Regions from separate parts of the Homo sapiens genome. Here region 1 is linked to region 2. A link is a loop called in an ENCODE intact Hi-C map of the cell type or tissue named here. Cell type or tissue: Caco-2. All regions are shown on one strand. Each heading gives the region's core, and the rest is flanking DNA. Links, peaks and the distances in the headings are about the cores only.

Region 1 (7,530 bases), core at 850-5,849, 120 kb before region 2:
AGGCTGGAGTGCAGTGGTGCAATCTCGGCTCACTGCAACCTCCACCTCCCAGGTTCAAGTGATTCTCCTGCCTCAGCCTCCCAAGTAGGTGGGATTACAGGCACCTGCCACCATGCCCAGCTAATTTCTTTTGTATTTTTAGTGGAGACAGGGTTTTACCATGTTGGCCAGGCTGGTCTCAAACTCCTGGCCTCAAGTGATCTGCCCGCCTTGGCCTCCCAAAGTGCTGGGATTACAGGCCTGAGCCTGTAATGTAAATGAGCCTTACATTTTTGTGAATTTATCTGGCTTCGATCTTTCAGGCTGCTGACCTTTGGATGGGGTCTTTGTGGGAACTTGTTTGTTAGTGATGTTGTTGTTTTCTGTTTGTTTCTCTTTTAACAATCAGGCCCCTCTTCCCAGTAACACTGCTGTAGTTTGCTGGGGGTCTACTCCAGACCCTGTTCACCTGGGTCCCTCCCACACCAGGAGGTGTCACCTGTGGAGGCTGCAGCACAGCAAGGATGGCTGCCTGCTCCTTCCTCTGGGAGTCTCTGTCCTCAAGAGGCATCGAGCTGATTCCAGCAGAAACGCTCCTGTGTAAGTTCTCTGGCAACGCCTGCTGGGAGGTCTCACCCAGTCAGAAGGCACGGGATCTAGGATTCATTTAACGAAGCACTTAGTTTACATTTCTGTAAACTGCATAGGATTTTATCCTATGCAGTTTAGATCATCATAAAATAACTCAATTGTTAAATATTTTAAGTTTTTTAAAAGTCTATAAATAATATAAGCATAAACATCACTGTACATAAATTTGTGGATATATCTTTAAATATTCCTTTACAATATTTTTCTAGATATGAAATTCCTAGGTAAAAAAAAAGTTTATAAAACTTTTGATAGAGATCTCCAAATTATATCTCAGAACTATGAAAATCAATTGTTCTTCCCATCCACAGTATATTAGAATGCCCACTTCTATACTTCTCAACCTTGTGTATTAATAGTTTAAACCTAAGTTAATTTTACATTTATAAAAATGGGGTCGAACATGGTGGCTCATGCCTGTAATCCCAGCACTTTGGGAAGCCAAGGTGGGTGGATCACTTGAGCCCAGGAGTTCAAAACCAGCCTGGCCAACATGGTGAAACTCCATCTCTACAAAAATTAGCTGGGCATAGTGGCGTGTGCCTGTAGTCCCAGCTAGTCGGCAGACTGAGGCAGGAGAATTGCTTGAACCCGGGAGGCAGAGGTTGCAGTCAGCCGAGATTGTGCCACTGCACTCCAACCTGGGTGACAGAGCAAGACTCTGTCTCAAAAATAAATATAAATAAAAATAAAATGGAATACAGTCTCTCTTCTAAATTGTGTCTTCTCTGCTAATAACTTTAAACATTTTTCAAATATCCCTTGGTCTTTTGTATCACTTTTTAGAGTTTTGCCAATTGTCCCATTATTTGTTTGTTTTATTTGAGCTTGGTGATTTGAAAGAGCTGCTTACTTATTAAGCAGATGAACTATATGAACAGACAGTTTTTTAAAACTCTATTTCTAACTCAAACACATACTTACAGAACTAATTCAAAATGGTGCTTCTTTTATTAACGTGGTGCTAAATTACTTTATGAGTTCTTAAAGATTCTTATTTTTGGCACGTCTGAGGTAAGGAATGAGAAGTTCTCTGTTTCCATATGCGAGCACTAGTAACACTGTTTGCAGGCCAAACACATGTTTAAAGCAGGCAGGGAAGTGAACTCTGTAAAGTGGAGATTTGTGGAGTGTGATAATGAGGCAAGTCGTTATGTTCTAACTGGTCTTAACTGTTCCATAAATGTTTCTTTTACCCTGTAAACTTTAAGGTCAAGATAATATGAGGAGTACTTAAAGTAAAGAAAAGCCATGTGGGCCTTGGCTAGGGAATATGCCCTTTTTTTTTTTTTTTTTTTTTTTTTTGGAGGGAGGAATCTGGAATACTCTTTAACTGTCGAACGAACACATAAAAGTACATTTTCTTCTCTATCATTTTTGCCAAACTCAGAATAAAAACAACTGGGCTGCATCATTCACCTTCTAGGCTGTTCCTAGGAATTCCATGGAACTGTCAAGGCCTCCAAAAGGGTTTGTTTTGTTTTTTAAAGCAGAGCCCTGGCAGACACACCATAAACTTAGCACAGATTACCCCTCGTAGCATCCGAGTGGGAATCTAGTTTTCCAAAGGAAAAGATCATCGCTGAAGGCATTTTAGTTTTCACACCAATGCAATATGTTAATACCAAAAAAGAACATGTTGGCATTAAATCTTCCAGTGAAACTACATTCAGTGTATATAGCCTATTTTTAAATCCCTTTTTAGTCCCACCAAACGGAGAGCAAACAATATACGGTAGAATTTGCTGGTACGTTAAATAAACAGTGGAATTTTTTTGTTATTAATGCTATGATATGACTGGTTTGTTTTTGTACAAGTGGCTAATATGATTTTTAAATCTTCCTTCAAACTTCATTAGGAAATGTGCAATTAATGGAGCCATGTCTCCGAAATAAAATATTTTTAATTATAGGGAGAATATTTTAATAAATGAGCAGCTCAGAAGTCATAATTGTCACACAATTAACAGATTTTCCTACATCATACTTACATACAGTATGAGCTGCATTTAAATATAGTTGTTTTTCTGGGAAACAAAGTTTGTGAGATTTTATATATATAGTCTCTGATTTTTTTAGGAGAAATAAAAAAATATTGGAAACATACTCAGTTCCTGTTTCTAGAAAGAAAAGAAAATCCTATGCAAGAGAGTGGCTATTTGTCCCACGTCACATAAATGAGATAGTACCAGAATCTAAGTCTTAGAAGGCTAAGAGTTTTGAAAGTTATCAAATCACTTTTCCATTCAAAGCAGCAGAGCATGAGTGATAATCGTTTCAAATCCTTCCAAAAGAATAAAGAATCTGGGATCTAATTTTTCTTTTTTTTAAGCCTCCCAATGCAGAAGGAATGGAGATGGAAAAAACCGCTGCGGTAGACATCAGATTCCATTCCTTGGTTTTAATTGCGTGGTTGCAGTGGGGAATGAGGAGAGTAAACAGCAGTGCCTCCCACGGAGCTCCCTGCAGGTTCTCCTTGTAGGAGTGAGATTTTGCTGGTGATTTATATTGTTTGAGACATACCCAAAGAGTCTTGTGTCACTCAATCCCCAGCTCCATCCCTGGCTCGGAGGAGCCTGCACCGCCTCACGGGAGCCTGTAACTGTCAAATGGCATTCCCCGAATCCATCAATACTGTTTGCTGCCAAATAAATACCCTGCTGCTCTACAGGTTGCAAATATTTCAATCATTGTGCAGATCTGCACAAACTTGGAAAGAAAACTCATGCAATCTCATGGCCTTATTTCCCCTTCCTACATAAGAGAAACATACATGCCTAAACCTTCACTTTCCAAATGTTTACTAGAAGATTAGAAAAACAACAGATGACAGGCAATGTGTCAGCCTAGAAGAATCACAAAAATCCTTCTTTAAACAATCTAGTAGCCAGATGAAGACCCCACGCCACGAGCCTGTATGTGGTTAAGAAGTTCATGGGGCGACCCCATTCCTTCTGATTGCTGCGAAATGTAAAAGACACGGCCTCAAGTCCAAAGCCTAATGTGCCATTAAGAGTAGACTGCCTTGGCCTCACCTGAAGCAAATGCATCTAGACCTGTCTGACTCTTTGACTCACAGTGCAGGAGATTAGGGATTCCCTGTATGGTTGTTCAGTCTGTACACTGAACAACTCAGTTGGTCAACATTTACATAGACTACGAAATGATAGAGACTTCTACAGGTATGCAATCACAGATGACAGCTTGTGTGATTCTAAAGGGGGGCGTCTGAGGCAATCTACTACCATTCACCAATGTTCTGCTCTACTCTCTGTTCATGTTTCTGTACATCAACCATTCATTCAGTCATTCAACAAGTATTCACTAAATGCAAATGAAATGTCAGTCTCATCCAATCCTTCAACCACCTTATTTGGCAGACACTATTCTTCCCATTAGTCCCATTTAGCAAAGGACAGTTTGCTAATGACCCTCTCCTGGCCTCAGTTAATTGAGGCCAGGAGAGGGTCATTACATTGCCTAGGAGGGTCACAAAGCTCTGTCCTCCAAGTCTGAGTCCAGTACATTTCTCTCCTGGACTGAGCTACCCAGTTTATTGGAGCAAAAATTTCCTTTCTCACCAATGAATTTAAGAGTCAAGTTCTCAAGAGAAGCTGGAAGGTAGGGTCAGAGAGATTACAGTGAGAAGTGAAGCGGTAGAGGCCAGTAGGTTTAGAAACCAGTGCTGTGGGCTGACAGGGGGTGACAATTTCCAGCTTTGGTTCTCCTCATTTAGGAGAGACATGAAGTCTCATGGTGTGGTAGACAGGCCACACAAGACTGGAAGTCTGAAGTGTGCTCACTTCATGGAGTAAATGTGTAGCCTTGAATGAGTTACTTTTTTTTTTTTTTTTTTTTTTTTTGAGATGGAGTCTTGCTCTGTCGCCCAGGATGGAGTACAATGGTGCAGTCTAGGCTCACTGCAACCTCTGCCTCCCGGGTTCGAGTGATTCTCCTGCCTCAGCCTCCTGAGCAGCTGGGACTACAGGCACATGCCACCATGCCCGACTAATTTATGTATTTTTAATAGAGATGGGGTTTCACCATGTTGGCCAGGCTGGTCTCAAACCCCTTACCTTGTGATCCACCTACCTCAGCCTCTCAAAGTGCTGAGATTATGAGATTACAGGCGCGAGCCACTGTGCCTGGTCGTGATTTACTCCTTTCTTTGAACTTTAAGTTCTTCATCAATAAAATGAGAATAATAAGACCTCATAAAGCTACTGGGAGGAGTACATGGATTTATAAGAACTAGAAAAATGTCTGGCTATTGTGGATGTTCAATAAATGATGGGTATTATTATTATTGACTGTTCTTGGGATGTGTTCTACTTGGGTGTGTCTCTGGCATCTCAAGTGTACGTATTTTCCTAAGTGGGGTGTGTGTGTGAAGGAAGAAGATGCCCTTCTTTTGTGCCTCGCCTTCCCCAAAAGACATCAGGAGAGTAAACATGCCCCCTATAGTGCCAAGAGAGAAAAATGTAAATTCTTTTGGATAAATTAGCTTTTGCAGCTACCTCTCTCTTTGCTATGACTTCTGTTTCTCCTCTGCTTAAGCAACAAAGAGAGAAGTAACCGCAAACGCTAATTTATCCAGCGGAATTTACATTTCTCTTTCTCGGCAATATAGTTTCTTAGTGTCTTCCAAGTTTTTAAATCCTTTAGGTTTATTCATTATGTTCCTTTTTCCTGCTTCTAAAAGGTAGCTGTTCTTGCCCACTGTTTTGGAAGTAAGAAAACCTAGGAGCTGTTCTGTAAGCTCATAAACATAGTGTGCCAGAAACTGACTAGAAGGACAGCAGGGGGACGGGGGATCTGAATGTGCCAAGACAGTTATACCCTTATGGGTTATGGCAAACATTAAATGGTCTAGAAAATCAGAGGCCTTGGAAAAGACTTGTAAAAATAACAATGTGAGAACTTAGCATAAAGGCCAGGAACATGAAAGGGGAAGCCATGGGTGGCACATGTTGGAAACTGTGCTGGAAACACATCCTGAACTGCTCTTGCAAAGTGAGGCCTCTTAAGCAGTTCCTGCAATCCTCCTCCCAGCCCTCCATACCAGGCAGACCAAGATGTGCTCCCAGCCTCTGGGCAGACAGTGGGTTTTCAACAACCCTGACTGGGGCTGAGGTATGAGAGGTGCATATCAGAGCCCCAAGAGGGCTCTTAGAAAGGGAAGTTGGCCAGATGTGGTGGTTCACACCTGTAATCCGAGCACTTTGGGAAGATGAGGCAGGCAGATCGCTTGAACTTGCGAGTTCGAGACCAGCCTGGGCAACAGAGTGAAACCCCATCTCTACCAAAAAATATAAAAATTAGCCAGGCATGGTGGCAGTGGCATGCACCCGGGTGCTCAGGAGGCTGTGGTCCCAGCTACTTGGGAGGCTGAGGTGGGAGGATCACTTGAGCCTGGGAGGTAGAGGTTGCAGTGAGCTGAGATTGCTCCATTGCATACTAGCCTGGGCCACAGAGTGAGGCCCTGTGTCAAACAAAAAAAAAAAAAAAAACAAGAAAGAAAAGAAAAAGAAAAGTGATGGAACAGAGGTGGTGAACCTCTAAGCAAAAAGATAACATGGATTTTCTGGGGTGGGGTGGGGTGGGGATTAATGATCAAGAGAAGAATTCAGCTGGGTGTGGTGGCTCACACCTGTAATCCCAACATTTTGGGAGGCCGAGGTGGGAGGATTGCTTGAGCCCAGGAGTTCGAGACTAGCCCTGGCAACATAATGAGACCTGCCCTCCAACCCTGCCACCAATCTCTACAAATAGTTTCAAAAAAAATTTAGCCGAGCTTGGTGGTGAATACCTGTAGTCCCACCTACCAGGCAGGAGGATCGCTTGAGCCTGGGAGGTTAAGACTGCAGTGAGCCATGATCACGCCACTGCACTCTAGCCTGAGTGACAGAACAACTCATTGTCTCAGAAAAAAAAAAGAAGAATTCTTCACGAAAGACATTAAAAAAGACCATCACACAGAGACCTCTCAAAAGTTATGCTAGCTAAGCCACTACACCAGATTTTCTGAGTAAGCAGCTATGCGATGAGCTTCCCGGTTGCACTCAATTTGTAAGGCAAAATGAAATGCCTGTTGAGTTGTACCAGGGGAATGCGAGGCTGGAGGTGGGAAGTGTATGCCGAAAGCATGTACGTAAGCTTACCACCTTACATTTTTCTTTCCCAAGTCACCAGGACATAGCTCCTACAATTAATCTCTTGGGTTTTATTTAGTAAATTCCATTTTAGTTGAAAGTCATGTTGTTTATGCTGCTCTAAGACTCTTTAAAACTAAATTGAAGGTTTATGTTAGTAAAGTTAAATATCTTATTTCTAATATCCTAAATATATTTACGATATCTTTGGAACACCCATTTGAATCAACCATTAAACCAATACTGTTTGAACAGGTTTGTGAAATCATGGCATTCATGGGTCATGAGAAGACGGTCAAAGCACAAAAGTGTGACACTTCTGCAGATACTGGAACACAGTGATGACTTCCATCATCCAGTTCTGCCACTTACTAACCCAGTGATCTTGAGCAGGGTACCTAACTCCTTTGCACCTCAGTTTCAGCTATAAAGCGAACATCATAATAATGTCTATTCACAGGGTTTCTGTAAAGGCTGAAAGTCGAAGCACATGCAAAACACTTTGTGCATGGACTGGTAAAATAAGAGTTAATATGTATTAGATATGGTTATAATTATTATCATTACTATTATTAATAAATTACTGGCTTCAGACATGCTAAGTGTTATATGATGGAAAGAGTACTTATAACTTTAGAAGCAGGACCTTAAGTAAATTACTTAATCCATCTGAACCCCAATTCCCTCTCTTCAGTGATATAGGGAGAATACCAAAAATCTTTCAAAAATTAAAAGACACAAGGAAGTA
Region 2 (7,530 bases), core at 1,246-6,245:
GGCAGATGCCTGGTGACTTCTCAGGGTGGGCTGTCCCCAGTGTGTTTTATGACCATGCAGAAAGGAAAAATAAGGAATTTAAAAAATCTTCTTTCAAAAGATATGGATTCTTATCGGACTTTCATTCCTTAGTAAAGTTGCATTAAACCCAGAGACATTTATTCTTTAATTTTCCCTATTCTCTCATATGGAAGGTAGGAAGAATTTGCACTCAGGCCCCACTGAAAGATAAGTGCCAGATTCACTCCTGTCCTCCTTTCCCTTTTGGTTTTCACATCCTTATTCTGAGCTAACCACATCACGAGCACATCTTTACTGCTCAACTGAGTTCTCCTGAAGCATTATAAAAAACAAATCAGTTACATGTTTTAAATATCCGTTGGCAAGCATCATAGCATGGCTCTTAATCTGAGAAATAATTTTAATTAAACTAAAAAGAGGTAAGTCATTGAACACACAATAATTAAACAGCAGACTGTGCTGTCAGCAAAACTGGGCTGGCTCTTGCAGGATTATCAGAGGGACTGGCGTTGTCATGTGATGTTTTGTGACTCTTCTACAGTCCTACCATCAGCTCTCGTGAAGAGGATGCAGCGAGCCATTTAGACAGTTGGCCAAGAACAGTCTGCTAGACAACTTTCCTCATTGCATCCATTATAGAAGCTGATCAGAAGAATTCTCATTTTCCTTGAGCGAGGTTCTGTTTCCTTTGAACAATGGTTTGCTCACCCACTCTGTTCCTTTCACTTCCTCTTGTGCTGTTTGTGATATCCACACACTATGGATAAGATTTAGGTCTAAACGGATAAGGAAAAAGACCTGCTTTCATATATCAATTCTATTAAGAGTATGGATACTGCTCAAGTACAGCACATAGAGCCATAGCTTTGCAAAAAACTTTTATTATCTGTTGACAATTTTGCACACTACCTAAGAGCTGTCAAATAAAACAGGCCAATTTTTATCAAACTCCCAAAGTGGAACAGAGACCACAACAACTTTAGAATCCCTCAGCAGACTGTTTCAGGAATCTAAAACCCAAGCAAACCCTTTTTCCCTGTTTCATATGACGGTGCATCTTAACCCAGCTCCTTTTTACCTACAAAGAAAAACGGTAATTCCCTCTGTGGCGGCATATATATGAAGTCATCCATAAGAAGAAAATAAGAACTTGGTCCTAGACACAAAACAATACGTAAGGAAATTCCTCATGGACTAACACAAGCGGTCAGACACCACACTAGTTGCTTTCATTCCACCTTGTCGAATTCTCACAACTCTGTGATGCTGACGTCATGGTTCCCATTTTACAGATGAGGAAACTGAGACTCCGGGGTGAAAGATACTGTGCCAGGCCCCAGAATTGGCAAGCTGGAAAGCATAGACGTCAAAACAGCACGTCTAGTTATCGGAGGGTGAGGATTCACAATCCAAAAGAAAACTAGGGGGTGGACACACATTTACGTTGCAGTCTTATTTCCCAAGGCGTCATAATTTTCATCACTCTCTTATTGGTTGCAGGAGGAAAAAGGCATCTTCTCCATTTCAGATGTGTCTTTCTGGGTGAAGGGATCTCCATTTGCGTTAACATCCCTGACCCCCTCTGCCACTCACTTATTCCTGCTCAAGGGAGCTGATCCAACTTATGTTGTGAATGGTATGTGAATGGTAATTCCAGGATTGAGAACCGGGCACACGCAGCTCTGCCTCTCCTCTCCTCTTACAGAGAGCACACACCCTGCTCTCCTGCACTGTCTTGAACATGCTGCATGAATGGGGTCTGCCCTCTGCGAAGGTCTGGCCTGACCTAGCACTGACCCATTACCCTGTCTAATTGTGGTGGTCAGGATTAGAAAGCCCACCAGCTCACACAGCTATACATATTCTCCAGTATCAGCTTCATGAATGACTCAGGTGATGTTTTGGTCTTCCATTTGCCTAATGGGTGGTCTTACTGCTCAGTTAGGTAGTAACTTGGGAAAGGGAAACTGTGTTATTTGATAGACCTCTTAAAACCCAAACATCTCTTTACAGGTTAACGAACCAACCTGTGCTTAGATTTCTCTAGTGAGAGTAAAAAGCTCTACGTTCCTCAAGTCTCTGTAATTTAAGAATAACACGGCTACACATTTCATTTCAGTTTGAAACTCATAAACAGATGTGATATGACAGCACTTTATTAGGTTTTGTCCTCTAGATTTGAAAGAGCTCACAGGCCCCATGATGAAGACTAGATCCAGTAAGGTCTAAAGAGAGAGACATGACTCAATGAACACCAAAGCAGACACCCAGGAAACAGCATCCTTTGCTCACCCTGTCCTGGGAATCAAATAAGCCTGTTATGAATCTGAATGTATATTACAAGCAAATACTATTTTTCCAGCTACACGTTCTTCCTTGTTTCACTGTATCACAATAATTTTTTAAAAGCATAGGGATATCATGAAATCCCTTGCTTTGTAGAAGATTCCATTATAAGAGTAATCATTATTGAACCTTTTAGCCCAGATGTAATTTCTTACATGTTACAACAAGTTTGGCACGCATTGTGAATTTCAGCCAAGGTTGATAAAGTTCAATAACTTGGCTAACCAACCATGTGTACTACTCATTATAGAAGTAATAAATAGATTCATCAAAATGGACATGAAAAAGCCATAAGAAAATCGGATGCCATTTCCAGCCTGCCTCATAAAAGCACCTCTTGGACTTTAATATAATTTTATATATAGTTATCACAACTGCCCATCATTCAACACCAGGCATCTATAAAACAATCACCCACCCACATTTGCATGCTGAATAAATTCCAGCTACAAAGGTGAATTCTCTATTCTAGACGTCTCAAAAGTCACATAGAGGTACATGTGCTTATATGTTCAACTCCCAAAAGGACTGACAAGTAAAAAAGGAATCACAGATCGACATGTCATTTTCCCTGCTATTATCTTTTTGAGTCAGTTTTAGTGGAAGGTGTTTTTTTTGTTGTTTGTTGTTGTTGTTTTGTTTTTTTTTCAGTAATACTGTCAGTCTAATTATTCTCATAGCCTATTGGTAATTGAAAAATTTAGTAGAAAGAAAAGAAAGCCTGATTTAGATAAATGTCATGGATAGAAAAAAGAAATCTAAGTTCACAGAATGGAAGAATCTCCTATGATTAAATGTGCAGAAGTCAGTAAAGCTGGCTTCTATAATAATATCTAAACAACATTAACAAAATTGAATTTAGAAGATTTGAATTGAAGATAACTTCAGCAACTGTATAGTTAAAAATCCAGATTCTGCCTACTGTACGTCTTTTATGCTTCTAAAAGGAAACTCAGACTCTATTAGACATTCAAGGAAACTAAAGCTTCCCCTCCTTCTCAGAAAGAAATAGTCCCTCACACTTGGTAAACCACAGTAGAGCTCTAGTGTCAAGCTCTAAACTAAACATGAAAAGGCACGTGGTACATTTCAAACACTGTCATGTGAACACTTTGCTAGGTAAATAACGACTCTTGAGTTGTTGCACGTGGGTGAGTTTTCTCTGCATCCCAAGACGGGAAGCCTGAGGGTGGAATCTGCATCCTCTATTTCTCAGCAAGGCCCCATCTTCATTTACAGGAATGGTGGGAGTCAGGTTTGTCTGTATTGCAGGGACTGCATTGTTATGGCACTGGGATTTTTCAATGCGCAGGTGACACCCTTTCTATCTGTGCATTGCTTCTGCCCTCTCCCGTTCTCACTGTGCCATCAGCACCATTTGTCACCAGAAATGTCCCCAGGCTTCAGTGAAATGCTTTCTTCTGGATTTTCTCTCTTGCGTATCTATCCACAGTGGGATCACCATATGACAATATTACCAATATCCTCACACTCTCCTGGTTCTTTTCACATCTAACATGGAGAAAAACATAGATCAAGCTTTCTAAAACCAACGTTATACTCTTAACAACAAGGAAAATATCTCCTGCCATTAATTGCAAACAACACCTAAATGATCCCAAGTTTGGCCAAATATTGTGAGTTTTTCACTTGCCATAAGCAGCTCATAACAACAGTGGAGTGCTTTATTTTCTCAACAAGTTAACAAATGCCTGATGTTTCCAAGAGCTTAAATACTATAATGGCAGATATTGATGTACAGAAATTAAAGTAAAATATGAAACTAAACAGAGAATGAAGAGATAAGCCAGAGGTGTGCTCTGAATAAAAGAAGTAATGAAAAGGAAAAATTTCATACCAATTGTCATAATAAAAACAAAGGCTAAAGGCAACTAAGAGAAGAGGGGCTCAACGGTTCCCAAAAAGACTTACAGAATAGGTAAAATTCAGCAGGCATTGCGAAGTATTCACTGCACCCAAAAAAAAAAATAGTCTTTGCAAAGTCTGTACTATTGTTGACTGCAATGCCCACCATTAAAAATATGGTTAAATTTCTAAAGAAAGACTTCTGACAGCCATCCAGAAATGCTATCAATAATAGCAGATAGCTTTCTATCACATGGTTTTAAAATAAAGCCATCCTGCTAGCATGTTGACTCTAAAATCCAATGCTAATATTTGAGCAACTAGTAAAGTCAACATTAACAATGTTTGCCATTTCTTATTCGTCACAAGGGTTAGTTCTCCTAACCAACATGAGAAACACAGACACATAGAGCCGTACCATACAAAAGCAATTCTTTAAGGAAACAGTCTAGGTACATTGAAGAAAACACATCTTAGGGATAATACCTGTGCAAGAGGCACAAAATCTCTTAAGAAGATGGAAGGCATCTACAGTCCATTGACTGTAAATTTGGAATCACTTATTTCTAAATGTGACAACTCTCTAATATTTTTCTTCCCTTGCAAGCTCAGCTCAGCCTTGCAGGTATCTCCCTTGCTTTTGTGAGCTAGCTTCCCCAGGATTCTACTTCTACGCATGACATGCAGTCTGGAGGTTCTAGCAGTCTGATTTTTCTATTCATTGAAAGTCATGAGCATTTGTTCCTCAGGGGTTAATTTGAAATTATTTCAGGCCAGGCATGGTGGCTCATGTCTGTGATTCCACTACTTTGGGAGGCCGAGGCGGGTGGATCACCTGAGGTCAGGAGTTCCAGACCAGCCTGGCCAACATGGTGAAACCCCATCTCTACTAAAAATACAAAAATCAGCTAGGCATGGTGGCGTGAGCCTGTAATCCCAGCACTTTGGGAGGCCAAGGCGGGCAGATCACTTGAGGTTAGGAGTTCAAGACCAGCCTGGCCAACATGGTGAAACCCCGTCTCTAATAAAAATACAAAAATTAGCTGGACGTGGTGGCACACACCTGTTGTCCCAGCTAGTTGGGAAGCTGAAGCAGGAGAATCTCCTTTACCCAGGAGGTGGACCTTGCACTGAGCCGAGATTGAGCCACTGCACTCAAGCCTGGGTGACAGTGCAAGACTCCATCTTTCAAAAAAAGTAAAAATAAATAAAATTTTCACTTTCAGGTACTTCTCAGTTTAAACATAACACGCGGATAAGGTTTTTTAAAAAGCATCCTTTGAAAAGTTAAATATGATTAAATTCTTCAATCCAAACAAGACTAGCTTTATAACCAGTAATACACGGCATGTAGAAGTCACTCCCTCAAGGTTGATGGTGAGATCTTAATTTGGCTAACCCTTCCATTTTACATAATAAGAAGTAAAAAGTTTGCTTGGAATTTGTAGATCCAAATACCATCCAGAAACATGACCGCTTTCCCTGCAGCCTTGACAGAATGTAAAATCATAAGCTGAAGTGACGATTCTCTACTTCATGTTCAAATACTGTGCTTTGCAGCTGCCACCCCATTTGAGAAGCTGGGAAATGGAATGGAGCAAATAAGAATTATGGCAATTATAAAACCTCCCTGGTATAGATTGTCAGATTAATAACCAGCATTAGCAGAGCTCAGCTACACCATCAGCACGTGAGAATCGAAGAGCCCAGAGCTACAGGGCTAAGTCGTAACAGGAGCAAAGCAAAGAAGCCAACTAAAAGAAACCCAGCCAGAACTGTAAAAGAAATCTGCCCACAAAATAAAATGGGTAAGGCTGCCACTCAGACTAGCTACTCATTTTTAGCACATACCATCTCAAGAGTACATAAACTGCTCAGGTTATAAGCATGGACTGGACATCAAGATACTGGATGACCTTTTAAAAAATCATCACATGGCCGCATACGTATTAACAAAAGGCAAGCAATGGAAGCGTGATTAATATAAATTACAGAAGAAGCAATTAAACTTGACCACAGATACACACATTTGTTCAAGCTGATGGTGACTCTGCACTCACTCCATACCTACTGTAGATTTTGCTTTTCTTTATAGTTACTCAGAAGATGCATAATTGGAAATAAAGGTTAAGAAAAATCAAGGCCGGGCGTGGTGGCTCACGCCTGTAATCCCAGCACTTTGGGAGGCTGAGGTGGGCAGATCACGAGGTCAGGAGATCAAGACCATCCTTGCTAACACGGTGAAACCCCGTCTCTACTAAAAAATACAAAAAAATTAGCCGGGCGTGGTGGCGGGCACCTGTAGTCCCAGCTACTCGGGAGGCTGAGGCAGGAGAATGGCGTGAACCCGGGAGGTGGAGCTTGCAGTGAGCCAAGATAGCACCACTGCACTCCAGCCTGGGCGACAGAGTGAGACTCTGTCTCAAAAAAAAAAAAAAAGAAAAAGAAAAAGAAAAAAGAAAAATCAGAGACTAGTAGTAAGACTTAATGAGAGTGTCATTCAAAATAGCAAAAGTTCTTTTTAACTTATAAGAACATATTTGCTGTTAGATGTTTCCTCAAGTATGAAAAAAAAAAAATCCTTGCCAGGCGCGGTGGCTCACGCCTGTAATCCCAGCACTTTGGGAGGCCGACGTAGGAGGATCACGAGGTCAGGAGTTCAACACCGTCCTGGCCAACATGGTGAAACCCCATCTCTACTAAAAATACAAAAAAAATAGCTGGGCGTGGTGGCACACACACCTGTAATCCCAGCTACTCAGGAGGCTGAGGCAGGAGAATCGCTTGAACCTGGGACGTGGAGGTTGCAGTGAGCCAAGATCGGGCCATTGCACTCCATCCTGGGCGACAGAGTGAGACTCCATCTCAAAAAAGAAAAAAAAAACATTTTAGTATCCTGTACTTTTAAATACAAATAGAAATACAGAAATAATTAGAAACTACCCAGAGTTTCGCCAGATGTGGTGGCTCACACCTGTAATCCCAGTACTTTGGGAGGCTGAGGCAAGTGTACTGCTTGAGCCCACGAGTTCAAGACCAGCATGGGCAACATAGCAAGACCTCATCTCTATTAAAAATACAAAAGAAATTAGCCAGGAATGGTGGTGCATGCCTGTAGTCCAAGCTACTCAGGAGGCTGAGGTGAGAGGATCACTTGGCCCAGGAGGGAGAGGCTACAGTGAGCTATGATCACGCTGATGCACTGAAGCCTGGGTAACAGAGCAAGACCCTGTCTCACAAAAGCGAATCAATTTAAATGTTCTCTAGAAGCACAAAGATCAAGCTGCTGGTACAGTC

What was found. Hi-C counts contacts between places; a loop is a spot of excess contacts. Peaks named below come from ENCODE experiments on the same cell type or tissue, not always from the same donor. Only the 100,000 strongest peaks of a DNase experiment are listed, where the experiment ranks them.
Region 1: it touches region 2 in a loop (7-fold over the local background); 1 of 110 quality-filtered maps calls a loop at or near these places.

Annotation. Positions count from the first base shown.
Region 1 is chr16:78,253,113-78,260,642 of GRCh38, reverse strand. The region is part of intron 5 of WWOX (WW domain containing oxidoreductase); the gene reads right to left. Among named protein-coding and RNA genes, the nearest start is that of WWOX-AS1, 15 kb to the right of the region's middle. In Caco-2, for the core only: no CTCF peak of the experiment used is centred there; a DNase peak (open chromatin) is centred at 3,708.
Region 2 is chr16:78,131,170-78,138,699 of GRCh38, reverse strand. All of the region lies in intron 4 of WWOX (WW domain containing oxidoreductase), which reads right to left. Among named protein-coding and RNA genes, the nearest start is that of WWOX, 35 kb to the right of the region's middle. RefSeq lists enhancers at 20-189, 3,663-3,832. In Caco-2, for the core only: no CTCF peak of the experiment used is centred there; no DNase peak of the experiment used is centred there.